Linked DNA regions of Homo sapiens: region 1 is linked to region 2. A link is a loop called in an ENCODE intact Hi-C map of the cell type or tissue named here. Cell type or tissue: lower leg skin. All regions are shown on one strand. Each heading gives the region's core, and the rest is flanking DNA. Links, peaks and the distances in the headings are about the cores only.

Region 1 (15,570 bases), core at 4,009-12,008, 65 kb after region 2:
AGGCAGGACTCTCCTGTGGTTGCCCTTTGGTGCCACTGGAATGTCTACACATGCCTTTGTGGTTTTGTGGTTAGGTGGTTGGCTTCAAATTTATAGTCCCACATGGCTTTGGGTGAGAAAAAGAATGTCTTTCAAAAACCAAGACCTGCTGGAAGAACCTCTCCCAGTTACTCAGTGTCTCTTTCTCTATAGTTGTTTTCTCTCTCAAGGTTACAGCAGTTAGAATTAAAAGCTATAATCTTGACTTCAAGGCAAAGTTCTTACATCTGGGTTTTGCTATCTTTTTATATGTGCTATATGATTGCATTTAAATTTTGTGAAAGCACGTGCATGAGTGTTTTAAGTAGTGTGCATTTAAGGAAGTTGTAAAACTGTGTAGAGTATGACCACAGCTTGTATGTAGAAAAGGGACTGGAAGAAAACATCTTAAAATGTTAATAGCGAGTTGTCTCTGGGTGGTGAGACTATGTTTTTTTCTCTTTCTTCTATTTCTGTATTTTCCACTTTTCCAAAATGTTCGTATATTACTTCTTTAACATTTAATTTTTGTGGGTATGTAATAGGTATATATATTTATGGGGTATATGAGATATTTTGATACATGCATACAATAAGTACTAATCATAGGGTAAATGGGGTATCCATAATTTCAAGCACTTATCCTTTGTGTTACAAACAATCCAGTTGTACTCTTTTAGTTATTTTAAAATGTGCAATTAAATTATTATTGACTATAGTCATCCTGTTTTATTACCAAATATATATCTTACTTTTAAATACAATACATGTTACCAAATACATATATTACTTTTCCATATAATATTTTAAAATGAAGAAACCAATTATATACATGTATACACACATTTATGTATATATACACATATGTATACATATACATATGTGTGGTGTGTATGTGTGTGTGTGTATATACATATATATATATATATGTATATACACATATGTCCCCAAAAGGGGACTAATCAGTAGGCATCGGTCCTCCTGTATGCAGTGTTTTGTAAATAGCTGTTTGACTGGTTCACCAGTGATTACTGGAGTTGCCTTTTATTTGTATCTGTTCAGGAGTCAGTCAGTAGATTTGTCACATATAACCATGAACTCATACAGGTCTCTTCACCTGTTTCTTCACCAGGAAAACAGGAGAGTCACATCTGTCCTGCTGGATTGTTGCGAGGTACAAATGAGACTGTGATGAGAAATGTTCTTGAAAAACCATATAGTATTATGAGAGGGAAAGTATTATTGATGAGAAGAGCTTGAAGGACTTATCAAGGGCAGTATTACAGGAGGAAGAATCATAAAAGTGTAGCAAACAGACAAAGATGTGCATATGGAAGGGAGAAGGGGGCTTTCAATTGATTTACCTTGCTATCTATAATGGGTTTTTTGAGTAGTTGTATATTGTCTAGGATAGTTTTTAGTATTTAGCACAGCCACACTCTTCTAAGATCTAAATGAACCACCATTTACTGGACAGATTGGGGTTGAATCAAAGAAGAAAGCAGAGGAGAGTGAGTTATAAGAAAAATTGTAGCTAAAATTTATTGAGTGCCAGGTACTGTTTTTGGCTCTAGTTTGATCCTTATAGTATACCTATAAGGTAAGTGCTTTCATTACTCATTTTTACAGATAAATAAGATGAGTCAGAAAGGTTAATTACCTCTCCATGGTCTCCCAGCTAGAAAGTGGTAGAGCTGAGATTTGAACCTAAGCAATCTGGTTCCAGAGCCCACATTCTTAACCTTGAGTTTGGCTCTGTTTAGTTATAAGGCTGAAATTGGTGGTGGTTAGTGAGGTCAGAGTGGATGGCTCATCTATGAAGGCAGAGTTAATTTTAATCTTTCGTTTAGTGTCTTTCTCCTTCAGTAGGCTCTCATGAACCTCAGGGTGCATTGTATTTGCACATTTTTTTGAGAGGAACCCTAAAAAGAAGTCAATTACAATACTTCAATTTATACATATGGAAAATAACCAAGAATGAAATATTTTCTTAAAATCAAAGTTATCTACTTGAAGACTGGAAATCAAATTCGTCTTTGATGCCTTAGCTTAGGTTTCAAATTTCAGGATTATACTGCCACCTAGTGCAGAGAAAACATTTTCCCAGCATGTGAAAGCTAGTAAATGCATATGAAACTTCATAGATGCAACCTAAAACAAGGTATATTTAAAGTTTATTTCATAAAAGAGAACGAGGTATTTGAGAAGCAATGACCTTTTTACATTTTATTGGTAAAGGTTAACGTGCAATTCAGGTACACACTTTTATTAGTAGTAGTAGGTTGTTAAAGGACAATAGTGCAGAAGAGAAGGCTTAGGTTTCTATACTTCATTCTGCCATGTAAATTTCCTTAATTAATGTCTAGTAAGGAAATCAATACAATTTCCTTTCATGAGATCAAAAGTTCTCAGTAGGAGTTATGGGTTCAACTGATAATTATTTTAAAATTTTATTAAACAAATACTCATACACTTACAGTCTACAAGTCAATGCCAATTGTAACAAAGGAGAGGTAGCCTAACGGTGTTGAAAACATGACCTATATGGGCAGCACTTCTCAGTGGATCAGCAGGAGATTGGCATCACCTGGGAGCTTGCTAGAAATGCAAATTCTCAGACTGATCTTCAATATCCTGAACCAGAACCTCTGGGGGTAATGCCCAGGAGTATGTTTTTAACAAGCCATGAAATTGTGGTAAGAAATGGTCTTGGAAAACCATAGAGCATTATGAAAGGGAAGGTATTATTGATGAGACAAGATTCAGGGCTTTACAGTAGGTAAAGAAACATACTGATTGGGCCAATAAGTGTGTTTCATTGAAGGGAGCAAAAGAGGCTTAGGACATGAATCAGCTGCTGTAGACCTAAGACTCACAAGGCAGCAAATGCAGCAACAGCTCCTGGAAGCACGTGTGCTATGGAGGGGAATTGATTTTTCTCCTCCTTGGGGAGATGGAAATGCTCATACTTTAGAGAGAGCAAAAGTAATATGCTGAAAAGCTTAGGAGTGGGGGAATTTTACATTAAATGACCTGTTTTTGTATTAATGTTCTATGGTGAGAACACATTTGTTTGTGAGTGATTTCAGAGAAAAAACGGCCATGGGCTCTATGTGCTTGCTATAGATGATTAGGCTACAATTACAAGTATTGGGCCAAAATAAGAAGATTAAAAATAGAGCTTTGATTATGGTGAAATTTCTTTACAGTAAAACTGAACCCAATGTAAAACTGTGGGAGTCCTAGTTTTAGCAACTCTAATTGTTAATCAGCCTCTCAGCCAGAGATTTCTGTGATAAATTTCAGGCTCTAGCTGTGACTAATTTGCAGCATCCTCACACAACTGGTAGGTGCCATTAGGCATCTTGGGTCTTTTATTTTAAAGTAAAGATAGATGGAATAAAGCTTAAAATTAAATACCATTAGGAAGCTAGTTTTAAAAATACTTCTTCTTTAATTTAACCTATGAACTCATTAAATATGGGGGTTGTGGTATGTTTAATTAAAACTCTCAATTTACAGCTACTTCAAAAGAATGTTTTAAAAAATATATATAGTCATGTTAAAACTAAGGAACTTGCCCTACTATTCTATGAGTTTCATGGGGCATCCCAACTATTGTGCCCATACCAGGAAACAAGGGGAAAGAGATCCTTTGGCACTTCTAGTGTCTACTCTTTTCTAATCGAATGTTTTTTAAGCCATGAGTTGTAACCCATCAGTTGGTCCTGAAATGTACTCACTGATTTGGTTATCATCACTCAAAAATGAAATATAATAAAACAGAAAATAGAATATATTACATTTATTTATTTATTTTTTAACTAAGAAAACATAATTTTAATCATGGTAAACTTTGTTCAATTCCTGTGTCCACTGTGCACATTCTTCAAAACTGTTTTGGTTTTGTTATTAATTTCCTTTGAAATTTTTCTCATGCAAGACTTTCAGAATCTTGTTTACACACATGCACACACACACATAATTAGGATAGCAAAATGTTCATAGATGCTGTAAAGTTGTGTGAATTCTATTTTTAAAATAAAAAAATGTACATATTACTATAAAAATAACTTCTCCCCCTTGTGGCAAAAATTGAAAATACATTCTACTGGAGAACTGTAAGAGAGGCACTTAGGTATTATTCCTTATAAAATATTTTCACATAACTTCATGTGAATCCCCCATGTTATCCTCTAAATGGTACACAGTATTTACAAACAATATGCTTAGAGGTAGCTTCACAGTTTTCTTTACATCCAGCATTGTCCAGACTCTATTTGGATATTTTCTATAGCAAAAAGCTAAAGGTTATTTATTTTTCTAAAAACAGGGACTCACTATGTTGCCCAGAGTGGTCTTGAACTCCTAGGTTCAAGTGTTCTTCCCACCTCAGCCTCCCAAGTAGCTGGGAAGCTGCAGACTTGATAAAAGTGCTACAATAAAAGGCCAGAGTTGAAAGGAACCAGTTACAGTATAAAGATTAAAATGATAGGCAGGCAAAGAGGGATGGCCTCACTTAGAGACACCTGCCAATTTAAGATTACAGGGGCATCAGGAAGGCTTCTCACCTCTCAAAGTTTAATCTCAAAACTCTGGAAGTCCACCATTGGAGACTAATTCCTTTGTTAGTTCTGTCCAATCTTCACTTAGTTTATTAACATAAAGATAACTGGAAGGGATACGACACTTTCCTCATTTAAGATTCCCAATGGTGAAAACAAAGAAAGTCACTCATCGGAGCTATAAATGAAACTTAGCTTTCTTATTCCAGGTTCCTACTTCCTTCCTTAACCTTCCATATTTCCTCCTATTAAGTCACTAGGCACTTATAATTCTACATTTTACTGACCTTTCACTGATTATAAAGTAATTTAATACATTTATATGAGTAACTATTGCTTTCTGAAACTTTTGTTCTGGTTGTGTATCTGTATACGTAGTAATAAAGCCCATTCAATCCATCCTCCAAGCAACACCAGAACTGTCTTTCTAAAGACACATCCAAAAAAGTCATTATTGGCCTCAAACTCTTCTCTCAGTTCCTATAACAGCCAGAATAATGTCTATGCTTTCTTTTGATGTCATTCAAGATCCTTTACCCAACTCCTCCCCCGTGGTCCTCCTACTTGTGATTTCAGAAAGTGACATCACCATCTACTCAGTTGCTCAAGCTCAAAACCAGGTAGTTTTCCTGTCCCCCACCCCTTTTCCAATCTACCCACCAATCTTATCTCTTTATTCTCATCTGGTCTGAGTCAAAATTAACGACTTCAAAGCAGCCTTCCCTAACCCCTCAACCTAGACCAGCTTCTAAACCTTCTACAGACTCTATGACACATTGTCTTCTTTTATATTTTTCATAATGTTTCCACCTGAAATTATTTTGTCTATTCTTGTAAATGTGTTTAGTACCTCTCTTCCCACCAGTGTGTAAGCTGCATAGGGGCAGGGACCTGATCTTTCTCTGGTTGTCTCTCTGGTGTTAAGGTCACTCAGGGAGCATGGTAGAAGAGGCATCAATAGATATTTACCAAATGAAAGGATTCTTTGCTTCCCAAATGTCCTCTTTTACCTTTTTGTTATAGTATCTTCTGTTTTCTCTGTCTAAAACATACTGCACCCACTTATTCTCTTAGTAGCCTTAGTATCCTTCACGATTTCATCTCTTGTATTAAAAATTTCCCGATGCCCTTGGATTATGCTAATACTTGTTCTCAGTGACACTACAGCCTTCTTATTCTCTGAATTGTGGTCGCTTTCATATTGGTCCTCCATGCTGGATTGTCAGCTTCCTCAGGGCAAGGCTGTGTTTATTCACACTTTTTGCTTCCTCACCTCCCAGCACATACTTGATACATATACTACTGTATATAGTTACTCAATACATGATTGAATAAACAAAGGGAAGAAAGCAGATGATCAAGAAAGATGATTATTTGTGATGATGTTCCCCGATTTAAGCTTTAAGTAAATAATATTCTTGATTTATAAGAAGAAGGAGATTAGTGTGTGTGCATTCTGTGAAAAAGTATGTGGGGGAGGGATGAGAGGAGGTACAAAGAAAAGTATAACTGTTCTATACAAAACACTTCTATTTATAAAATGGATCATTTTAAATATTAAGCTGTCTTAGTTCATTTATAATCTGATATGATTGACCACATTTCATTTCTACATGGTTTTTCAGAACCAAACTGTTAGGTAAGGTGAGGAAATAATGCTAAGGGTGAAAAAGCTTATGCGTCTATGACCTTAGGGTGCAACTGACCCAGACCAGAATAGTGTGGCATTTGCACTGCTGTCTGTGAGATTCTAATGTCGCGTTAGGAAACAAGATTAATAGAAAATGGGAGTGGAGGGAGGAAAAAAAATTTCCTTAAATAATATTGTATATATCTTTGTTCTCTCTGGATCGACTTTCTTTTTTGTTTTTTGTTTTTTCTTTTCTTTTTTTTTTGACATAGGGCCTCACTGTCTTGCCTAGGCTGGAGTGCAGTAGTGCAATCACTGCTCACTACAGCCTCAAGCTCCTTAGGCCCAAGAGATCCTCCTGCCTCAGCCTCCTGAGTAGCTGGGACTGGAGGTGTGCATCACTGTGCCCGGCTAATTTTTGTATTTTTTGTAGAGATGGGGTTTCACCATGATGCCCAGGCTTGTCTCCAATTCCTGAGTGCAAGTCATCCGCCTGCCTTTGTCCTCCCAAAGTGCTGGGACTACAGGCATGAGCCACCCTGCCTGGCCTGGATTTACTTTCTTTCTTTTTATTAGTATTATTATTTTTGAGATGGAGTCTCACTCTGTCACCCAGGCTGGAGTGCGGTGGTGTGATCTCGGCTCACTGCAACTTCCGCCTCCTGGGTTCAAACGATTCTCCTGCCTCAGCCTCCCGAGTAGCTGGGACTACAGGCGCGTGCCACCAGGCCTGGCTAATTTTTGTATTTTAGTAGAGATGGGGTTTCACCATGTTGGCCAGGCTGGTCTCGAACTCCTGACCTCAGGTGATCTACCCACCTTGGCCTCCCAAAGTGCTGGGATTACAGGCGTGAGCCACTGTGCCCAGCCTACTTTCTTTCTTAAAATAGCTCTTGCTTGCTCCTACCATCTTAAATAAAACTGCCAAGCTAGAAAAAAGCCACACCACCTATAAGCAAACCTATTTTTCTCTCTATCCTTTCATTTTTAATTAAAAGGCACCCTCACTTGATTTCAAATTCTACTTGAAGAGGATTCATTACAGTGGGAAGGAGAGGGGCAAATGCGGAATTGAGATCTCTAAAGCAATGAAAGGATTTCCCAAACACTTCATTATAATGAAAAATCCCTCTCTCCTTTCTTACCAGAGTAAGTAATATGAGAGGATCAATCATGCAAATAAATAGCTTCAATGGACAGTCCCTTTGGAAAATGCCTTTTCCCCTGTGAATCTCTGGCTGGCTTACCTCCTGTGACTTCAGGATGTCAGGAAGGTCCCCAGCTGCAGTTTCTCCTCTGAGGTTAATAGACCGCTTCTTTCTCATGAGCCCTGACTGACTTAAACAAATAAGCTAAGATCTGGTCATTTGTAGTTCTGTCACAGAGCCAGGATGGCTGCACTAGGGAATGGGAATTTTGATAGACAGAAGGCAAATGACAGGGACTTGTAGAAAGCCCCAAACAGCATGAGGAAATGGGTGTCCCTCTGGGAAAGAGAGACAGGACTCCAACAGGTGGGCTATGAGTAGAAAATAAAAGGGCAAAAGCATGGATATTAAGTTTGCCTGATTTACATTTCATCAGTGAGCTGGGGGAGGCAGAAACTGAAAGGACTTTTTTGGAAAAGAAATAAACAAATGAAAAATAAGAAGCAACGCTATTGTTTTGTAATTAAATAAAAATTAAATCAATTAGAAAACGAAATTTAAAAATTTCAAGAAGCCAGGTGCAGTGGTGCATGACTATCATCCCAGTTACTCAGGAGGCTGAGGTGGGAGAATCCCCTGAGCCCAGAAGTTCAAGGCTGTAGTGAGCTATGATTATGCCACTGTACTCCAGCTTGGGGGACAGAGCGAGACCTGAGACCCTGTCTCTTAAAAAAAAAAAGTTCACCTAAAAATTACTTTGCTTGTACTGTGATTTTTGAGATCATTGGATCTTCTGACCTTTAGAGTCTTGGTTTTTGGAGTAACCACCCGTGTCCCTCAAGACAAGGCCAGAGGTTGGCCATGCTGAGTGGGTGGTAACGGGGGTGATGTGGGGGCTATAGGGAATTCTCTTTAGGTGCTCAGGTTCTGGAGAGACGGCATGGCATGTGTGGTAGCGATGCTGATAACATGCCTCTCTCTAGGTTTGTGCTCCTTGTAATTTGCTCTCACCTTGTTAACGGAGGATAATATGTTGCTTCTTTCCAGATACAGTGTCCTCTGCTCAACTCTGGTAGTCTCAGAGTTTAAGAATAAACAACAAGTAGGGGGCTTGATGTTACATTTTATCAGGATTTCTATCCATGAGGTAGAGAGAGGGAATGTGTATTTAGTAATAGGCATGGCACTTTGAAAAAGTTACTTCATTTTCTGCTTCCTCAACTTTCTTATTTGGAGAATAAGGGTAACTTCAGTCTTACCTTATAATGTTGTTGTGAGAATTAAATGGCATTAAGCTTTGAGCATTTTCAACAGACGGAGGTGCATAATGAAGCGTTAGCTATGAAGACGATGACAAATAATGATTGTTGGGTGTTAGACCCTCTGCCTTTGATACCTCATTTAATTCTCAAAACCATTGTTTTAATGTAAGCATTTTCAATCTGTTTTACAGTTAGGGCATCTAGTTACAGAAAGGTGAAGTAACTCTCTCAAGGACACACAGCTAGTAAGCTTCAGAATAAACAGGGATTGAAACTTAGGTTGATCGGGCACCAAGGCTCCCACGAGTTTCCACACCTCTGCCTCCCAGTGGGCACATTTTTACTGGAACCTCAGCCCTCTGAAAGCTTCCACTGTATTCCTATAGCAGTTCTGAAAGCTGCCATTGTACTCCTATAGCAGATCTAAAAGCATCTACTGTGTTCCTATAGCACCTTGCCTGGATCTTTCTGGTGAATTTCCCCACATCCTGATTTTATTTTTTTCTTTTCAGCAAACTTTCCCCTGTAAATCCCTCCTTCAGTATAACCTTGTTAGCTTTGAGGACACACCCCTAGGCCTGGGCTCAGAGCGCTGCTTCTCCCCACCCCTTTCCTTTGCTTCAGTTTAAAGTGTCACGAGATGCCTCTGGTTCTCTCCCTTTGCTTTTAGCCCTCACCGGGGGCAGGAGGGACCAAGGCTGGGCCCAGAACACATAGTCCTAGGGTAACAGTGAAGGGGTCGTGAGGGGACAGTGACTCCCTTCCAACCCCTTCTTCATAGGGACTGTTGGCAAACAAAGAAAATCAACTGGGAAAATGAAGACCTGCTGGTAAGACAATAACCCTGGAAAGAGTGGTGGGGAGATGGAGCTGGGGGTCCTCAGAACCAAGGGTCTGTATTTTTGCAGCAGTGGTAAGATGAGAGTAGGTGAGCCTCAAGGTGAGAGACAGAAAGAGAGACGGATGAGAGAGTAAGACAAGAGGGCAAGCGTGAGAAACCGAAGACAGACACAAAAAACCGAAGACAGACAGAGGAAGGGAGAGAAAGTGACGGCCACAGAAAAAGAGAGGAAGGAAATCAAAGGTGAAAGAAACCAGAGACAAAGAAATAGGTACCAAAACAGTGAGATAGGTAGATACCGAGAAGGTGAGATCAATAAAACAACAACGACAGTGGGGTCTGGAAACATGAGTTCCTTACATCTCTCAGTAGGGTTTCAAAGTAAAAATGAAGGCTGGGTGCGGTGGCTTATGCTTGTAATCCCAGCACTTTGGGAGGCCGAGGCGGGCGAATCACGAGGTCAGGAGTTCAAGACCAGACTGACCACCATGGTGAAACCCTGTCTCCACTAAAAATAGAAAAAGTAACTGGGTGTGGTGGCACGTGCCTGTAATCCCAGTTACTCAGGAGGCTGAGGCAGGAGAATCGTTTGAACCCAGGAGGTGGAGGTTGCAAAGAGCCGAGATCGCGCCATTGCACTCCAGCCTGGGTGACAGAGCGAGACTCCGTCTCAAAAAAAAAAAAAAAAAAAAAAAGAAATGAAAAAAAAACTATACTGTGATTTGATCACCTTACATTAATTAGGTTTACTAGGTTTGAAAATATGGAAGTGTTTTCCATCTGCGGGGACTCCTGTTTCAGTCATTTTTCTTCTCTCTTCTTCAGGAAAATTCCAGTTTTCTTCTTTGTGTGCAGTTTCCTGGAACCCTGGGCATCTGCAGCTGTCAAGCGTCGCCCCAGTAAGGGCCATAGTTTCTAGACTTTCAAAGATCACTTATTCCCAGAAATGATCAGGCAGGGCTGTGGCTGACTGAAGACTGAGTGAGGCATTCATAGTCCTTCACACCCTCACTCTTCAATCCAGCTTTGGGGCACAGGGATACATTAGGTTCTGGTTTTCCATGGTCAATGCTGGGTATGGAAAGTAAGTCCTGTCAGTAATCACAGTTGGTAGGAAGGCCAATCTGTGAGCTGCAGTGCCTAGTGCAGTGCCTAGTACAGATGGTGATTGGTAAATGTTGGGTGAATACATGGATGAATGAATAAATAGACTGATGGATGGATGGACCTCAACAATTTGGGGTGAGGAGAGTATAAAGAGCATGTTTGATGTACCATTATGGTTAGGCCCATGCTTTTTTATATTTATATTTTTATTTTTTTGAGATGAAGTCTCACTCTGTCACCTAGGCTGGAATGCAATGACACAATCTCGGCTCACTGCAACCTCCGCCTCCCAGGTTCAAGTGATTCTTCTGCCTCAGCCTCCGAAGTAGCTGGGACTACAGGCATGTGCCAGCATGCCTGGCTAATTTTTTATATTTTTAGTAGAGACGGGCTTTCACCATGTTGGTCAGGCTGGTCTTGAACACCTGACCTCAGGTGATCTACCTGCCTCAGCCTCCCAAAGTGCTGGGATTACAGGCGTGAGCCACAGCGCCGGGCCTATGCTTTGTAACTGAATAATACTTTTTTTGAAGTCTAGAGAGTCTCTGTTGTCAGATGAATCTTAGCAAGGCACTGAGGTTGGATATTTCCAAGAAGCCTTCTGTGGTGGTGAAAAATCTCTCTTCCCTTTGACCTTCCATTTGTGTAAGGAGAACACAATTCCATTCTATGATTTCTTATCAAATTGAGGATTTAATCCTTCTCATGATTATTTTCTTCTTCTTTTTACTCTTCCCAGTTCTAAGATGTTAGGATTAATCTAGTCGGGACTTTTATTTGATCTCTTAGAACGAATTTATGAAATCAAATCCATCCTCTATATTTTATTTAGGATTAGTGAATCTCAAGACTTCCCCAGGCCCCTATATCTGACAAAGATTCCTAAGAACTCTACTCTCCAGAAGCCCCACTGAACTGGACCAAGGTTGGCTCTGGAATCTCACTGGAATCCTAAAATTTGTGGTGTTTAAGGAACATTTTCTAGCCCAAACCACCAGGAATTTTCCAAACAGATTTCTGACCCTGTGCCATTCAGGACACCATTCAGCTTTGGTTTCAAAAGGAACAAATGCCTAACCTCTTCAAAACGAACATTTTCCCAGCCAGATTATTAGAGCAACTTTGTGCCTTGCATCCACCCCTTCCAGGATGAGTTGCAGGTGGACAGATTATAATCGTAGAGGCATGGAGGTAAAGCCAAACACTTTACCTCTAAGCAAGCTGGTATAATATTGAATTTTAAATATTTATTATTATTGATACATCCTGAAATCTTTTTTTTGTGGTCAATTGCTATTTTCTGGTTCTAAATTTTATTATTATTATTATTATTTTATTTTATTTTATTATTATTATACTTTAAGTTAGAGTGGATGAAGTAGAATGACATGCTATCTCTTTTGCAGGATTCCCTGTCAATTCCAATTCTAATGGTGGAAATGAACTCTGTCCAAAGATCAGGATTGGCCAAGATGACTTACCAGGTGAGTAGCAATGTACCCTATTGAAAATGCATGCTTTCTATAAACCTGATTTTTTTTTTTATTTGGGAAAGTTGTGGAAAGAAATAAAACCAATCTCATTTTAGACTTTTCATTTTGTATTCCCATTCTATAGGGTTTGATCTGATCTCTCAGTTCCAGGTAGATAAAGCAGCATCTAGAAGAGCTATCCAGAGAGTAGTGGGATCAGCTACATTGCAGGTGGCTTACAAGTTGGGAAATAATGTAGACTTCAGGATTCCAACTAGGTAATCTATCAAAAATATTTTAATCTAATTATCTGACTCAAATGCATTAAAAATGGATAGCTATCCAATGTTAGAGTTTTCTTATGATCAATGTTTCTTGGATTATAATTGTATTTAAAGATGAAGAAATTTATTTACCTGCCTATCTTCAGTACCTTAATACTGCATTTCATGTTTTCAGTATGTAATTTACTTTCCATTCCAGGAAAAAGCATCACTGAGACTATTATACATTGATTCAGGACATGTTCTTATTACCTTGCTTTCTGTTTTTCTATAATTTGTCTGGTTTTGACTGAAAGGACCCTCTGTGAAAAGTGCCAGAGGGTAAGCATAAATTTAACTAGGAGCCACAGAGTGGTTAGAAGACTCACAATGGTGCTGTTCAAGTGTCCTGGTGCTGAAATGGAGCCACACGTCCACTGCTTGGCTTCTGGCAGACATCAAACCAAAGCAAAACTAAAATAATTATAATAGAAACAATGATAGTAATACTAACGACATCAAATCCTCCACTTCACTGATTTCTTTCTCTGGAACTAAGCCTTTTGCTCTTTATTTAAAACTGAGGTACTTTAGTGTGTAAGTGTTGAGTCCTGTCATCATTATGAATGAATCTCAGCAATTTAGTTTTGATATCACCTAAATACCTTATTTATGATTATGATAATTATTATATGCTTTAGCACACTATAAAAAAACTAGAATTAAAATTCCTTTAGTAGATAAATGAGACAATTAGGACTTCAATAGAAATTAAGTTATAAAGATAAATAATGATTAATTAGAACAATAAGATAATATAGAAACTCAATGTATATAAAAATAAAAATTTTGAACAAATTAGAAGAATCTGATATAATAGTACCAGATTACAGCTAGAAATTCATATTTTGAACCTACTATATATTATTGTATAATACAACAATAGTACATTATATGAGCTCTTTCTATAAATTTACTAATTAACATTAATTTCATTCTCATCACAACCCTGTGATATAGGGTCATTATTAACCTTTTTTTTCTTAAATCAGGGATCCCCAAAAGTTTAATTTACTTGCATAAGGTGAGTGGGTTGGAATGTGCTGGAAGGACTGAATCCCAGGCAGAATGGTTGCAAAGGTTTTACTTCTAACCACTACTCCATACTGACTCTGGAAAACCATTCACATCTGGAAAGATTAAAACCATGATAACAGTGAATTCACTTTTTTTTCCTCATAATTTCTTTTCATGTATGGAAGTGCCAGTCGTGTTGCTAAATAAGCTTTAAAAATTCAGTTTTTTCTTTCTTAAATAATTAAGCAAAACATGAGGTCCTCAGTGCTGACCTGATTTTCTCTTCTAAGGTTTGAGGTACTGTCATTAACTCTTAAGTTCAGAGATTGATTAATTTGATGCCACGTGGCTTCCTTACCTCCTGCTCATCTTCGTTGTTGTCTAGAGCTGTCACTAAATAATGTACCCAGGCTATATTTAATGTCTCACATTTGCTACCCTTGACTCCCTGCCCCCATAAGGACTAAAAAATCTTGTTTTACTGTCAAGGCTTGTTAAAAGATAAGGAAAGAAGGAGGAAGAAATTAGGAAAAGAAAGTAGGAGAATAAAAAGAGAAGGAGGAAAGTTAGAGACTCAGACATGTGGAATTCCAAGTAAACAGTAAAGTTTATTCTTGGGAAAGTACTTAGACTATCTTTACTTCAGTTCCCTCAGTTTAAAATTAGGAATAGTAACTCTGTCATGAGGTTGCTATGTAGAGTAGGTGTTCATAACTGGAGAGTGCTTCAAGAGCCCAGTCCACACTGGTATTGGGTAAGTGTTTATTATTAGTGGTGAAGAGCACTAGAAGGAGAAAATGCATGTATATGAAAGTCTTTTCTCCTTAGAGGATCCTTTCTTTATAATCTGCCTCCCAAGTCCTGCCAATTCAAAAGCTGGTTGACAAGGAGACTAGGGATGGGAATTGCTCTCGGCCATACGAGGTGTAGACAATGTTCCTATAAAGGGACTTTCTGTGCTACAGAACATAGGCTCTGAGACAGTGAAAGAAACTATTAGCAGGATCTTTGTGGGAGGAAAATATTACGGTATATGGAACTAATGTGACAGAGTCACAGTTTATCCTTATTTATCTTTTCTATTTTTTTTTTGAAAGACTTAAGAGACACATACTTTTTTTTTGCTGTTTTTTATTCCTTATTTTAAGCATAATCGTTTTACACTCTCAACTCCCACTAACAAACGTGTTATGTTTATTTTCCTTAAAAACACGGTCTTTTTTGGGTTAAGGTCACAAACAAATGTTTCAAGGTCCAAAGACTATTTAATCTTTCATTCAAACCCTTATGATTCTTCACTTAAGGTACTCTTTGAAGGCTGTAATATAATAAAATAAATCATTTATAGATACAGCTCCTTTTAAATTATGTATGCTGTCAAGTTTACTTATTGATGTGCATAGCATATTTGCAAGAACCGAATTTCGGGTATTCCAAGAAAAGACAATGGAGCTGACTGTTCTATAAATTAGACTTGTGAGACTTTTAAGTGGTCTTAGGTATATACAACTACATATATATTTTATTAGTATGAATACCAAAATAAATTTTCTCTTCTTACCATATTGACTACTATACTAGCCTAGTTTAAAGGATCAAAGATCAATAACATGATAATCTAAATTATTTCTACATATATTCACACACATATATTATCTTCATATATACGGAGAGAAAGAGACAGCTACCATTAGTTTAACGATGTATCTGTAATTGAGGTATTCATTTAGCAATCTCAAACCTACCCTCCATCATTTTAAATTAATTATTTTCTTTTTTAGTTTTTGGCATTACATACACCAAGTCAGAGATAAATTAAGACATTATGTTCTTTCCTACCTTTAACATAATCTCTTCATTGAGTGGGAAAGATTGAATGAAACACAAATTGGGAGAACTCCCTCAGTTAACTTCAGGTTGTATTTTCACAAGAGTCACCTAAACACATTACTGTGACTTCCAGAACTGAAACAAAATAGACTTTTTAAAGGAAACTGATTAAATTCTACAGTTTTGCTCAGTATATCTATAGTTGAAGCCTGGAAAAATAATGCTTAAGGAAGAGAAGAAGCAGCATTAGATTTTTATCTTCCTTTTAAAAAATCTCATGCTTCAACAATAACTATCTTGGACAAAAATAAAATAAATTATTTAAGCATCTGGTTAAATCCAAATCATTAATTAAAA
Region 2 (15,570 bases), core at 3,626-11,625:
GGAAAGAGGAGATAAAATTTTTAAACTCCTTCCCTTTCCATGAGTCACAGAGGGTTTAATGATCTTGACGATCTCGAGCTATCTTGGAAGATCCATACTCTGAGACAGAATCTTGTTTCATTGAATGGAAGATAGGTCAGTTGGTCAAAAATATCCACCAATGGCCCACTATAGCCAGGCTTTAGATTTTTTCCTAATAAAAGTTGAGTTAAAGTCAGGTATTTGTATATGTTGAATGGAGTAGGGGATTGTTTCAGCCAGGACTTCTGGTTGCAAAACACCCACCCAAACCATTAGATTGTTGAATTCTAAGTCTGCATGCTCTCTTGTTTCTATGTTTTGGTCTTCCACTATCTGTCTTTATACCGGTCTGGTCTTTCCCGTCTCCTGACCCGCTACAGTTTCTTTTCCCCATAACTGCAGCATGTACTTGGCTTTGTCTCACCTTGGTATGGTTTCAAGTTCTCTCTCCGTGACTTGTCAGTTCCAGAACCTAACACTAGTGGGCTCTCTTTGTCTTTGCTTTATCAACGCTTTTATCTACTAATAAACTAGCCGGCAATCCTGATCCAATCGCGTATGTGTTGGGGGTAGGGAATGAAATTACATGGTACAAACATGGATGTCTGGGCTGGTTCCTTGGGTGAGATTATAGGTAAAGGTAGTTGTATTAATCTCTTCTCATGTTGCTAATAAAGACATACCCGAGACCACGTAATTTATAAAGGAAAGAGGTTTAATGGACTCACAGTTCCACATGGCTGGGGAGGCCTCACAATCATGGTGGAAGACAAAGGAAGAGGAAAGGGACGTCTTACATGCTGGCAGACAAGAGAGCTTCTGTAGGGGAACTCCCCTTTATAAAACCATCAGATCTCATGAGACTTATTCACTATCACGAGAACAGCATGGGAAAAACTCGCCCCCAAGATACAATTACCTCCCACCGGGTCTCTCCCATCACACGTGGGGATTATTACAATCCAAAGTGAGTTGTGGGGGATGGGACACAGAGCCAAACCTTATCAGTAGTTTTCAGAGAAGGGGCTATGGATGGGGCAAGTAATCCCAGACGCGTTTACCACTAGGGACACACTCAATTATTTAAGGGAAAAGCACTTTGGTGAATATGGCAAGATAGTTGATTTTTGTTTTCTTGGAAAGAATAACTCTGTCTTTCCTCCTGTGCATAGCACATTGGTACAATAAACTATGTGTCATTCACAGCACAGGCATGGTGTGACTAAAATTATTGGAATGCAGAAACTGATGTGATGATGATACAATTCTCTGTGGGGATGAGATGCAGAAGACGAGGAAGAGAGGAAGCACAGTTTTTCTTTTAATTTCAATAATGTTAGGAAATTTGCAATTTCTATTTTGCAAAAATAGAAGTATGAATTATGTTTTACAGTGTAAGTACCTGGCTTCATGAATCTAACTCTTTCTCTTTCTCACCTGTATATATGATACTTCAACAAGCTCTCCTGGTTCTACCTGTAAAATATATCTTGAATTACTTCTCACCATATTCACTGGCAATATTATTTTTTGCTTAAAATTCTCTAATGTTTACCCAAAATGATTAGATTAATAACCAAACTCCTTATTGTGATGGACAAGAGCTTATGTGAAGCCTATTGTCCAGACTTCATCTCCACCACTCTCACCCTCATCTACTATGTTCCATCACCTATCTCTATCTCTTCCTCCAACAGCTAGGCTCATTCTCACCTCCATGTGTTTTCACTTGCTGTTCCCTCTACCTAGAACTCCTTTTTCCCAGATCTTCACATAGCTCACTCCTTTTCATGTTTTTGGTATGGGTCCAAATATTACTTTCACAGAGACCTTTGCTGACTCTCTGAGCCAAAGTAGCCCTTCCCCTCTCATAACTCTTTATTTAATCATCCTTTTGAATTTTCTTCATAGCTTTTTCACCACCAAAAATGATCTTATTCTATTTTTAGATACCTGTATTTCTTATCTCAGTCTATTCACTCTCAAGAAGGTCCATGATTGCAAGAACATTGTCTTGTTTATTGATGAATCTCCAATGCCTAGGATAATGTCTAGTTCATAACCAGCACTCTAAATATTTGCTGAATGAATGAATAAAAGAACAAATGATGAATGCTGTCATGCTTCACATTCTGTTATGCTGTTTACAGTTGTGTGTACATTTGTAGTAATATATTGGGTGGGGAACACATTTTGAAATGGGGGATCTTATGCGCCCCTGAACCTCCTCAGTGTTACCATTATAAATACAAATCCTGTCTACTTATCTAGAGACACCTGTGTTAGGTCTTCATAGGGGAATTTAACACAATCCATACTGTCTTCGGATGACACAATAAAGAGGCCAGCAACATTGTTTTTGGAGTCAGATCTGGGTTTCAGCACAGGTTCCACAGCATACTAATTTTGCCACTCTAGGCCATTAGCTTAACCAGACATAAAGTACCTGTACAATGTTCAATAATTGGTGTTAATTGTTATGATCCTCACATTGTATAGTACTTTTCTTAAGTAATTACTAACTTTTCTTAGGTAAGTTGATGATGCATTTTGTATATCATGTGTGGTTGCTACCAGCAGATTGGTTAGTTTGAGAGACAGCACTGATGAGAAATGTTTAAAAAAAAAAAGGTTCCAGGTAAATTGGACCACTTAGCCAGATGCTTTTTCAATATATGTAGTCTTCTAAACAAGTTTTCTTACATTAACAACTTTTATCAAGAAGCAAATAGACATCAACAAGCATTTAGTAAATTTACTAGTGTCCTGTATTATGAAATCTCAGAATTTTGTAGTTTGTAAATAAAATATATGAAGCAAAATGAAGGTGGAGATACATAACTTGATTTTTGAAAACAAAAATTAAACAGGTTTGTATGTTTATTCATTTATCAACATTTTATTGCATATCTACTGATGCTAGGCATAGAGTTGTGTTGAAATCACAAACTTATTTGAAATGTATAACCTTTGAATGTTTGAGCCTCAGTAAAGCATCTGGTATAATACTTCTTAATTTTACTTTCAAACGATGCAAATTATTTAAGATACAAAATGTTACTTGGACCAAAACAATTCAGTAATCGGGCAATAATAGTCTTTTCAACAAATAATGGTGAGACACCTCTATATCCAAATGCAAAAGAATGAAGTTGGAGCTCTACCTCACACTGTATGTGAGGTACATAGTTAACTCAAAATGGATCATAAATCTCATGTAAGAGCAATCAAACTCTTATAAGAAAACATAGGAGTAAATCTTAGTGACTTTGTGTTAGACAATAGTTTCTTAGATACGACACCAAAAGCAAAGGTGACCAAAAAAATGGTGAATTAAACTATGTACAATTTTTTTAAAAGTTTGCCCTACAGAGGATGCCATTAAGAAAGTGAAAAGACAATCCACAGCACAGGAATAATATTTGGAAACCACGTGTCTGATAAGAGATTTATATTCAGAATACACAAAGAACTCATAGAACTCAATAAAAAAAGACGAACAACCCAGTTACAAATAGGCAAAGGATTTGAATAGATATTTCTTTAAAGAAAATATACAAATGACCAGTAAGCACATGAAAAGATGGTTTATATCATCAGGCATTAGGGAAGTGCAAGTCAAGCCACAATGAAATACCATTTCACACCCTCTAGGATGGCAATACAAAACAAACAAACAAACAAACAAACAAGCAAACACAAAAACCCCAGAAATAGTAAATGTTGCCAAGGAGAAATATAGATAAATTGAGATGTTTGTACGTTGCTGGTGGGAATGTAAAAGGTGGAGCTGTTGTGAAAGTTAAGCAGAATTACCAATAACCCAGCAATGCCACTCCTAGGTATGTACTCCAAAATTTGAAAACAAATTCAAACAGATACCTCTACACCAGTGTTCATAGTAGTATGATTCATAATAGCCAAAAAGTAGAAACAATCCAAATGTTCAACTGATTAATGAATAAGGAAAATGTGGGATATCTATACAATGGAATATTTTCAGCCCTAAGAAGGAATGAAGTTCTGATACATACTGAAATACGGATAAATCTTGAAAACATTATGCTAAATGAACAAAATCAGTCACAAAAGACCATATGTTGTATGATTCTATTTATATGAAATATCCAGAATAGGCAAGTCCATAGAGACACCAAATAGATGAGAGGTTGCTGATGAGGTGGGACAGGGAGGGGGATGGATATGACAGCCAATAGACACAGGGATTCTTTCAAGGGGGACAAAAATGTCCTGACATTATGGTGATGGTTGTACAACCCTGTGACTATACTAGCAAGCACTGAATTGTGCACTTTGAATGGCTGGATTTTATGGTATATAAATTTTATCTCAATAAAGCTGTTAAAAATGTTATTTGGAATGAAAATCAGCATGAATATTTATCAATAAAAAGCTAAATTTAAGGCATTTAAATTGCACAATAGATCACCAGATGTTTTCAATTTAAATTCAACTAATTTTTAATCTGTTCCTAATAGTTGCATGCATATATTTACCTGTGTTCATTCCAAAAGTGGGGAAAGGGGGAATCACTGGTTTTAATCCTTCCCTATCCTGTGGTAATTTTTTCATAGCTAAAAATGGATAAATTTCAAGGAATATATTTTATTTTTTACCACCAATTTTCTTCCCTGTTCCCATGTATGACAAATTATAAAATTCTTGTATTCTAAACTTTCATACGGAAAACTTAAATATGATGTAGGGAAATATTATTTATTTATTCTTCTTCTTATCCTCTTTGACCCAAGTTAATACAAACTTTTCTTCTCTATGTCCACCATACAAAGATTCTGTGTTTTGTGTTTTGCTTAAACTACTTTTAAGCCAAGGCTGAGTCTCCAAGTCTATGCCATCTAGTGGCAAGATTGAAGAAATTCTGGTTTCTTTACTAGCTTTAAATGTACAAATGTTGGCAGATGTCCAAGAAATGTTAAGAACCATCAGCAAATTAGTGACTAATCTTTATGTTTACTCTTTAATTCAAAGCAGTGAACTATGTGTTTACATAAAGTTTTTATGACTTTATCAATCTTGTATTTTTTTCAATTTGGCTGCCTGAAATTTAAAACCTAGGAATTCAAGACTTACTAATTTATTGCTAGTTTCTAACCACTTACAATTGAAGCAGGCGAGATTTTACAAAATATTTCTGGGTGCAGTGTAAACAGAAGATAATTGAATAATTTATTATTTTTTTCCAGTAATATTAACTACGTTCAATCTTAAATTCTGATATGTATGTATATCAAATATTGGTTATATTCACTGCTTTAAATTAAACTTTGAGTATAATTTTCCACATTTATATAATGATAGATCTGCATACCATGGGTTTATTTTTATGACTGATGAAATTATGTCTGTCACATTCAAAGCCAAAAATAGTCTGTCCCATTCCTTCCTTAGAATATGTAAAATCCAATATTAGTAATGTCTTTATCTACTGACATTGTAATGAAGCCATTTTTACGCTGTTTTGTAATAAGCATATTGCGTTACTCAGAATATGTCATGCTTACTTCAGAGTGATCTACTTTGATCAAATTGTCAGCATAGAAGTTGCTTTGGGTCAGCTGGTTTTATTCAGCGACAGAAAAATACTATTTTAAAAAATAAAAGTGGAACGTACCCAAGGTAAGTTTAAAGGTGAAATAAAGTACAATTATTTAAAATAGAAATGAGGTGATTTGATTGTGGACTCAGCTCACTTCTGAGTAAATGTTAACTTACTTTCAAAAAAGTTATGTCAGACATGTAGGCAACATGTTCAGTAATATCTTGGATAGGGATTTAAATAAACGCAGCTTCTGGATACTCAGCTGCAGCATTTACATTCAAATGAACCAAAATCTTATTACTGAGGATGAATTTAGAGAGGATAAGCTTAAACCTTAATCCTCAATAAATCATGCTGTTTGGAACGGACACTGGCAAACTATGAATCTTTCCATCACTTTAGAAAATAGATTAGCATATGTGCGCGTTTGTAAATTATTAATGTGTTCATTCTTAACAGGGCTGCACAGGGGTGAAGATGGGGAGGACAGTGAAAACAGCATGTTTAATGCATCATCTTCTTGTCTAAATGCCATTGATTAAGGGCTGCCATGTTTAATTATTGCTAATATTCTCCACAATCCTAAAATTATAGACTGCTAGGTGAGAACCTAAAGAAGGGAACTTAAAGAAGTCATCAAATCTGTCCCTGATATTTGTGGGTCCAGTAGCATTCTGGAGGTAAGAACCTCTTTGTTTTGTTAGGAAACCTCAACTCATGGCTACACAAACTAGCCTGGTGACTGCCATAGCAAACCCTTTGTCCATACCAAGACAATGTTCCTATTTTCACTTTTCTCTCATTTGTGTACATATTAGCTTATTCTTTGGATGTGATTAATCATCATCTCCCCAGTTTTGATAAATTTCCAGTGGAAGTTTCCTGGACATCCACACGGGAAGTAATATTCTAATTTTCTCAGAAAGACCTACACAATTTGCCCTTTTGAGGTCTAGACATCATAGTCTAGTCGCTAGAATGCCAGGGCCAGACCAGCTGGCTAAACTAACTCCAACCCAGAAATCTGTATAAATAAGGACTGTGAAAAAAAAAAGTGAAAAATGTAGGACTATAGAGAAAATGAAATGTTAGCTCTCGTAATGGAAATCTGTGACTTCCATTGAGGCTGTTGTTTGAAAATCTGTAAAGGGAAGAATTTCCCTTAGGAATGAGTATAGAAGGAAAGAAGCAGATGTCCTTGAATTGTTTGTTTGAATATGTTCTTTATTAATGAGATAAAAAGAGGAAATTCAGGAAAGGACTCACAAATGTTAACTGAGAAGTTGTGAAAAAGTCCAGGAGAGACAGCTGTCTTTGAAGCCAAACCAGAGTACAAAGCAGGAAGAGTTGTTAACAGTTCAGAGAAACATGCAGAGGCCAAAAGGGAAAGAACAGAGAAGTCACTGGTTTTGAGTACAAGATTCCTGTCCAAAAGATGGGGCCAACGTAGTCGTTACTGCTTGGCGACAGAAGGGGGCAGCAGAGAGCTGGAAGGGTGGCCCGGTTGAATCAGAAAGTCAATTCAGCAGATCAGAATGCTAGGTTGAAGCTAGGAGAGTCAGAAAGCCTCCCAGTGAGTGTTATAGAAGTGCCAGATGGGCTGATAAAGTGGTTAAGGCCTGCAGAGGAAGCTACCAGCACAGTTTTCTAGCCCTAGAAAGCCTTTCTTTAAAAGACCATTCAAATACTCACTTTAGCATGACTGGGGGATGAATGGCTCAGGTCCTAAGAAAGCAAGCAGACTAGCACTTTTTCCAGAACTTTTATCCATATTCATCTATATTAAGGGTGCAACACCATCAGTGATGTTAATAGTGGCAAATAAACTGCTGCCTTTCTATTGGTTGCTTGTGAATATCATCAGGCTTCCATATAGGCGCCTCTCATCATTCAGTATTATCTCTTTTTGAAAAATTTATTTATTTATTTCAGATGGAGTCTCACTCTGTTGCCCAGGCTCGAGTGCAGTGGTGAGATCTCAGCTCACTGCAACCTCCACCTCCGGTGGAGTGATTCTCCTGCCTAGGCTCCCAAGTAGCTGGGATTATAGGCACCTGCCACCATGCCCAGCTAATTTTTGTATTTTTAGTAGAGATGGGGTTTCACCATGTTGTCCAGGCTGGTCTCACACTCCTGAACTCAAGTGATCTGTCTGCCTCCGCCTTCCAAAGTGCTGAGAATACAGGTGTGAGGCATCATGCCCAGCCCATTCAGTATTATATCTGAATGTCATACTTGACTTTGATTTTGGCATGACTGCTGCTGAACTTCCACCTGCCTCATTTCAGAATAATTTCACAAGCAAGGCTAAATGACTTAAGTACTCCAAAAGGAATCTTTTCATTGGTTCTGGCCAATGCTTTTGTCATACTTGTTCCTGGAAGTGTGATGGACAACAGCATCATTTAGACCAAGATCAAGTCCATGCTGGTGAGCTAAGGTAGGGAAGAGGAGGGCCGTAGTGCTAGGAAAGGAGGGTTTAGCCTCTTTATATTCTGTGAAGTGCAGCACTTCTTAGCTAGATAGATTAACTATTTCATTTTGTCTGCCAGGAATGGGCAGCTGTGGCTTAATCATTGACTGAAGCCAGCGGAAGTTGAAGGCCCTGTAGGTGGTGGTTGGTTCGTTGTTGATGGATCTACTGGATGCTTATTGAGTTCTGCTAGCAGTGGTGCACTTAAACCAGCTTGTACTAACTTCTGAGAACCAATTGTTAGCATCTCCATTATACCACAGTGGTAGCTTGAAATCAGCCACAGAAGCATACTTACACTATAGAAACTGGAAAACCCTACAGATGAGCTCCCTGTTCCATTCCTTCCCTGCATACTGGCTGTTAAACATTTGCCAGCACACCACTGGCTATGCAACAAGTACAATGCTAGACCCCTATTCTGTCATTGGCAGAGATAATAGTATTACCTCATTCTTTTTATGTCTTCTCTTGTTTTTTTCTTATTAGAACATTCAAAGATGTTCAGTATTATAAACTATTGAAGTGAAAAATTACCATTTTCCCACCTGCCCTCCGACCTTATAGTCATTGGATGTTGTGTGTGTATGTGTGTTCCTGAAGGCCCTACTTCTAATATGAGGCCAAACAGTTTGAATCTGGTGTGAGAGCTGGCTGTGTGGCACACAGGCAACTTCAAACAAAGTCGATTAGTGGACAAGAAATCTAGTGTTGACTTTGCCCTTAGTTAATTTGGGTGAGACAAATCTTCACCAAGACATAGTTACTTAGAGGGGCTTTGTCTAGCAAACTCCACTTATTTCTGCTCTAAAATTCTGAATTACATATCTAATTTTCTTTTGGACTGTCAAGTATCTATATACTTAGGGAGAGTATCAGTCATCATCTCTAAATAATTTGCTCCAAGCCTCCATTTATACTAAATCACTTTTTGTTCTCCCAAACATGCTATGTTAAGACTCTGGGCCTTTGCATTGAACGTTCCCTTTTATGGAATGTCCTGCCCTCCCTTCTGTCCATCTGACAAAATCCTACTCCTCTTTGAAGGGTCACCTTATATGTGACCAGCATATTGTAAAGCCTTCCAGGACTCTCTCAGCAGACTTTAGTGTCTCATGTCCCTCTGCTGTTTCTTGGAGTCCTGGCAGCTCTCTCCCACTGAACTGACACCATTGGAGACTGTGTAGAAATGAATCTGGGTCTATGTATGGGCACTCCAGAGAATTCCTACAGGCCCCATCTCTTCTTTATCCTCTTGAATCCATTTGCTCTTTCTAGTTTGGCTGAGCTTTGGATTCTGTTTCTGCTTGATTTTTCACTTCTCTGCTCTTCACTCTCCTTTGGACTTGATGTGTTAGAGGATCTCTGTGGATGTTACTTTTGTTACATTTTGTTCCTGAGCTCTCAGGACCCTTTCTCTCATCCCAGTCTGATACCTTTCTCCAATTTCTGAAATATCAAGCACAGCCATAGACCTAGTTTCCCACCTGCTTGACAGGGGAGTTGTTATAAGAGTTTGGAAATACCTTAGGGAGGAGGCTATTCTTTCATCTATGTGTCCTGAGTGCCTATAATCATGTCTGGAACATAGAAGTGTTCAATGAATGTTTGTTGAATGAATAAATAAATGTATAGGATGAGGAGAACTTACCCACCTAAGGACCTGACTTAGGGGACGAGAGTGAAATGCAAGCTTGATCTCACCTCTTGAATACTGGTCATTGAGCTTAACTTTTGCCCTAAAGATGGATGATTGTCAGCCTTTTGTAGGACCTCAAGAAGGATTTGAAGAAACTAGATATTTTTACCAGCAAAATAATTCACAGCACACAAATGATTGCACAGAATTTCAGTGCTTTCAGAAGTCCTCTGGAAACCTTTTTGTGAACGCCAGGTAAATATCCCCTGTTATACACATTGAGGAGGCATTACAAGTTTTTAAATCTGGGAATGACATGATGAAGATAATGCTTTAAGGAGGTGTTTAGTTTAGACAGGGGCTGGGAACTCTAAAGAGCTAGGAATTCTGGGTGTAAGGTGATGTGGGGCTTGAATAGAGTGTGAGACAGTGTGAGTGAAAGAAGTGGGCAGATATGAGATATTCGAAAGGAAGGAGAGAGGGGCTTGATTATTAACTGTATGAAAACCAATAGATAATTATTCTGTACTCTTGAAATAAGATCCCTGAAGATGCTAAAGTCTGATCTGTTGATAAGATAACTGACACAAAACCCACCACCTGTTTTTAAAGAGTGATATTGTCACATATAAAATAAATTAATATTTCCAAATCTGTTGAGGGATTTATTGGGAACAGTCAGTTTGCATGGCTACATGTCCACTGACTTGGTCACTGTGGGTTTGGGAATTTAGTGGGAGGGAGCAGAAGTAGAAGGAAAGTGTATCTTACAACTTAACAAAAATTTTAAACTGGTAACTTTCCCTTCCTCCCTCTATCCCTCCTTTTCTTATTTTCTTCCCATCTCTTTAATATAAGGCAGAATATATTTTTCTGTAAATTGTTTTTAAAACCTTTTTTTTCAAATGCTATGTATCTTTTTCTTCTATTTGATGCTCAATTCAAACAAAATCTCTTTCTGTAAAACCTATGCATAATGCTGTTGGACTTCTGTTGAGTTCAGGTTGGTAAGCTCTCTCATACCTCAGTAATTCCAAATCTGAATTTATGATATTGCTAGTGTGCATGGAGCATGAATAACTCTGTCTAGTACTGCATTAAAAACATGTAAGATTTAGAAGATATCAGGCTTAGCATAAATTAAGAATAGGTATTACATGTGGCCTGTAGGGATAAAGCCGAATAAATTTAAGTGTGTGAGAGAAGATTAATATAAGCTCAGTCACTTGGAAATTGCTTTGATTACACTTCTGTCAGAAGGTGGCTAAAAATGGTCCCTTTTGCGGCTTATTACATTTTCTGCAACTTTCAATCATTTCCCCCTTCTGTTTTTTGGTTTCTTCTCCCATTTCACTTTCCTTTGCTCTTGTCTCTGAGCAAAGACACCTTCTAAGATGTATCTCTTCATTTGAGTCCTTAATCTCAACCTTTCACTTCTCTTCATGAGAACAGATCTGTCTATTAGCTCCCCTGTTTCTTGCATTGCCTGTTTCTTTCTTTACTGGTTCCTTCTCAACTATTTATAAGCAAGCTCACACAACTTGTTATTCTCTCATACAATCATTCTCTCTTCTTCCTTTCTCTGTTTAGATATCTCCAGTGTAGCCCATTCTTTGCCTCCTGTGCCTCACTTCCAGATCTATTTTTGTCTTAATCACAATAGGCTAGATTATGTCATAATAACAAAAAACTGCTGAGCTCTCAATGGCTTAATGAAACAGAGACATATCTCCCTTTACATTGCAGTCTGTTGCAGGCTGGCCTGGTAGCTCTCCTACACCACTTCCCTTCCAGCGGCAACCCAGGGGCCAGGCTGCATCCAGCTTAACACTGCCATGTTGGAGTTGAGTGCTTTGTGTTTAATCAGCTAGCCTTAGGAGAGAGTCAACATGCAGAAGTCACACTTGATTTTAACTGCTATACCAGAAGGGACACCTCATCTCCCCTACATTCCATTGGTGAGAACATGGAAATTTGATGAACACTACTGGTTTTGGTCTCAGCCACTATTTCCATTTGTTCAATATCATATTTCTGCTCCTATGGATACAACGATAGAGGCAGGAGGCAGAGAAATTCTAGGCAGAAAGGGCGGGTCCCTGGCAAATGCCCCACCCTCCAGCTGAAAAGCCTGAAACCGCAGCCAGAAGTGAGAACTTACATCCCTGTTTTCCCACTTGAATGTTGCCTTTTCCAAAACCACTCATTGCCTGCCCTGCCCTCCATCCTGGGCTTATAAAAAACCTCATACCCAGCTGACAGAGAGAGGAGAAGCAGCTGGACATCAGAGACTATAGCTGGATGTCGGGGAGAAGCGGCTTGATTCCAGAGGGACAGCTTGACCGTGTAACTTGGGAGAAGAATCTGGTTGGAGACTCCTGGACTTCAGGAGAAGATTACCTTCCAGCTCTGTCCCCTTTTCAGCTCCCCTTCCCACTGACAGCCATGCCCATCGGCAATAAAATTTCCCACATTTACAATCCTTCAATTTGTTCATGTGACCTCATTCCTCCTGGACGCCACAGAAGAACTCAGGAACCACGAGTGCAGATACAAAAGGCTGTCACACTGACCCTTTGCCCTCTCTGGCAAAAGGCAGCTGCCTCACACCAAAAGGTAGAGGGTCCACTGAGCTGTTAACACTTAAGCTGTCTGTGGACAGCAGCACTAAAAGAGCACTGTAACACTCCCTCTGGGACTTCAGGGGTCACAGGTACCCTCCCAGATGTTGCTGTTGGGGCCTGCACAGACTTTGCTCCTGCTCACACCCAAAAGTGCTTGCCCTGGCTCCTGCACCTGCTCACCTGCATGCGCCTTCCCACGAGGGGTGGAGCGCAGTGGCTCCAAGTGAGTGGAATTTGCCACTGCCAGCACTGAAGTGGCTGGCTAGTTCCAGTGCCCGGGCACACAATTTCCCACCTTATTCGCTTGCGTGCTCCCTCCTGCGAGGAGTTGAGAACTGCAGGCTGAGGAAACAAGGCACCCCCTTTGTGAGTCCCATGAAGGGGCCAGGGAAATATCCTGCTTCACTACCTCTTTGAAAGAGTGAAATAACACACAGTGGCCTGGGTACCTCCACATCCTTCACGATGCAGCTGACTAGAGGTCTGGAAAGCAAGGATATGAATATAAATTGAATACTGTATAAGATCTAAAATATTAAACCGACCTAGACTTAACTGGATTTTTTTAATATTCGAAGTCACCAGAAAGCTATGGGATCTACCCAAGATGTTGTAAGGGGTCAGGAAAGGGAGATTTGACAAAGTAAGTCCGAAAGCAGTGAAAGGGAAGAAAATAAAACCATTTTATGTTTGTACTTTATTGGGTTCAAGACAATCCAATATGAAACCTGCATTTAGTTTACAGAATAATGAAAAATATAATTAGATATAAATAAAAGCATATATTTTTCATTGTTAGATTTAAGCTGTATGAGGAAACAAAAATTAATAAAGTTATTCTTTTGTCTGTGAATAAGCTTAAACAATGCCTTTATTCAGTTTAGATAACACAAAAGGGAACTTAATCACATTTTAAATCACATTCAAAGATAGAGCTTCTAAAAATAATTGAAGTTTGGTGAATGTCTTTCTGCTAAGAGTGCTGTGAAACTCTCATAATTAGATTAATGTGGTTAATCCCCCTGGAGTATTACAGTGAGTGTGAATCAGCCCTAATAATAAAATACATTACATCTAAACAAACTAAATGCCTTTTAATGTACTCTCAATGACCTCCTGAGTGAAGTTTTCAAATTTTTATAAATTTTCATTCACGCTTTTAACTTCTAGGGGCTTGAGCATGAATTATGATTCAAAGACAGAGTTTGATTAATAATGTACGGCTGTGGACAATTAAAAAGAACTCTTCCTTTACGGAAAAAAACACTTCAGGTATGACGGCAGTATCTCAGATAATGTTCAGAGGGCAGAAACGTGCCTGATACTTCATATCAACTCTCTCCTTTCTTAAGTCATCTCACTACTCTTGGGAAACGACTTGATTTTTAAAGATTGCTGGAGAAAAGGATTTCAACATCCCAGTTTAACCATCCTTCCTGCTACAACTAAAATTGTACATTATTAATTATACTGAACATTCTTCATTATGTATTTCTTAAAGTTAAGTCTATTAAATTCTTATAATCTTTCTTATTTATTATTCGTGTAAATTCTTTTGTTTGCTTTTTTTTTTTTTTTTTTTGAGATAGGGCCTCACTCTGTCACCCAGGCTGGACTGCAGTGGTGTGATCTTGGCTCACTGCAACCTCTGCCTCCCAGGTTCAAGTGATTCTCATGCCTCAGCCTCCCAAGTAGCCAGGATTACAGGTGTGTACCACCATGCTTGGCTAATTTTTTTGTATTTGTAGTAGATACAGGATTTTACCATGTTGACCAGGCTGGTCTCAAACTTCTGGCCTCAAGTGATCCACCTGCCTCAGCCTCCCAATGTGCTGGGATTGCAGGCATGAGCCACCGCGTCCGGCCATTTGTATAAACTCTTTATACATTAATCATTTAAAATCCCTTTTCCCCTCTGGAAGACACAGACTTTATTTATTATGAAATAGCTAATTTTGGGGATCTAAAATAATGTCTGGCTTGGAAAATTATTTATATGATTTTAAATGTAAGAGAACCCTACAAGGATATATATGACACCAACTAATCTTACAGAGCTTAAAGAACTCAGAAAGCTCACTTGGTTAGTGGGAAAGCTAGGAATCAACTGATTTTCAAGCCAGTGCTTTGTGCCTTATATTGTAATTTCTCCATTGTGTGTGCACCTTTTTATTAACCGAGTTGATGGAAAGTATTATAGACAAGTGGCTTAGAGGATAAAGACAAAGTAAAATCCAAATTATTGTTTATAATTATGCACTAATTTGTTTATTTGATTAATATCTGTTTTAACCACTAACTTGTAAGCTGCAAGAAAGCATTAATTACATTTTAAGTTATATCTTGATAACAGGCATACATACAACTGTCCTTTTAAAAATAGACATTTAATTTAGCAACTTATAACTCAGCTTTAAATATTTTCTCTAAGGAGTGTCAATGTATTGGCAATTTCGTAGATTATTTCCAAGGTCTGAATTTTGTGAACTCTTCTTTTCATAAAGTCATCCTTTGAAGTAATTACTGAACTTTATATATATCTAAATGTCATCAAAAGAGCAGCATTTTTAATACTCTCTTGAATTTCTGATACTGTGCTAAAGGATCTTTTAACTGTAATACTTGTTAATTACATCACTTTATTTTTTTTATTTTTTATTTTTGGTGACAACTTTTTTATTTAATTTCCTCATGACCAAACAATAGTGCTTCTTTCATCTGAATTGAAAGACAAGGTTGTCAGAAAATCTGTAAACTGTTTCCATACAAATCCCTAAGTACTGTGATTAGTGCCTCTGTCCAACTTTTTTTTTTCTTTTTCTTTTTTTTTTTTTATTATACTTTAAGTTCTAAGGTACATGTGCACAACGTGCAGGTTTGTTACATATGTATACATGTGTCATGTTGGTGTGCTGCAGCCATTAACTTGTCATTTACATTATGTATATCTCCTAATGCTTTCCCTCCCCGCTCCCCCCATCCCACGACAGGCCCTGGTGTGTGATGTTCCCCTTCCTGTGTCCAAATGCTCTCACTGTTCAATTCCCACCTATGAATGAGAACATGCGGTGTTTGGTTTTTTGTCCTTGCGATAGTTTGCTGAGAATGATGGTTTCCACCTTCATCCAGGTCTCTACAAAGGACATGAACTCATCATTTTTTATGGCTGCATAGTATTCCATGGTGTCTATGTGCCACATTTTCTTAATCCAGTCTATCATTGATGGACATT

The links. Hi-C counts contacts between places; a loop is a spot of excess contacts. Peaks named below come from ENCODE experiments on the same cell type or tissue, not always from the same donor. Only the 100,000 strongest peaks of a DNase experiment are listed, where the experiment ranks them.
Region 1: a loop joins it to region 2, with 2.4 times the contacts of the local background. A loop is called at or near these places in 76 of 110 quality-filtered maps.

The regions. Positions count from the first base shown.
Region 1 is chr6:70,296,794-70,312,363 of GRCh38, reverse strand. COL9A1 (collagen type IX alpha 1 chain) reads left to right here and starts at 9,280. Exons shown (of 38, transcript NM_001851.6): 1 at 9,280-9,453; 2 at 10,290-10,363; 3 at 11,978-12,055; 4 at 12,189-12,321. The coding sequence starts at 9,440. In lower leg skin, for the core only: no CTCF peak of the experiment used is centred there; no DNase peak of the experiment used is centred there; H3K4me3 peaks cover 195 bases.
Region 2 is chr6:70,361,036-70,376,605 of GRCh38, reverse strand. The region is part of intron 1 of LOC105377848 (a long non-coding RNA gene); the gene reads left to right. Among named protein-coding and RNA genes, the nearest start is that of LINC01610, 25 kb to the left of the region's middle. RefSeq lists a silencer at 306-600. In lower leg skin, for the core only: a CTCF peak has its summit at 7,016; a DNase peak (open chromatin) is centred at 7,087.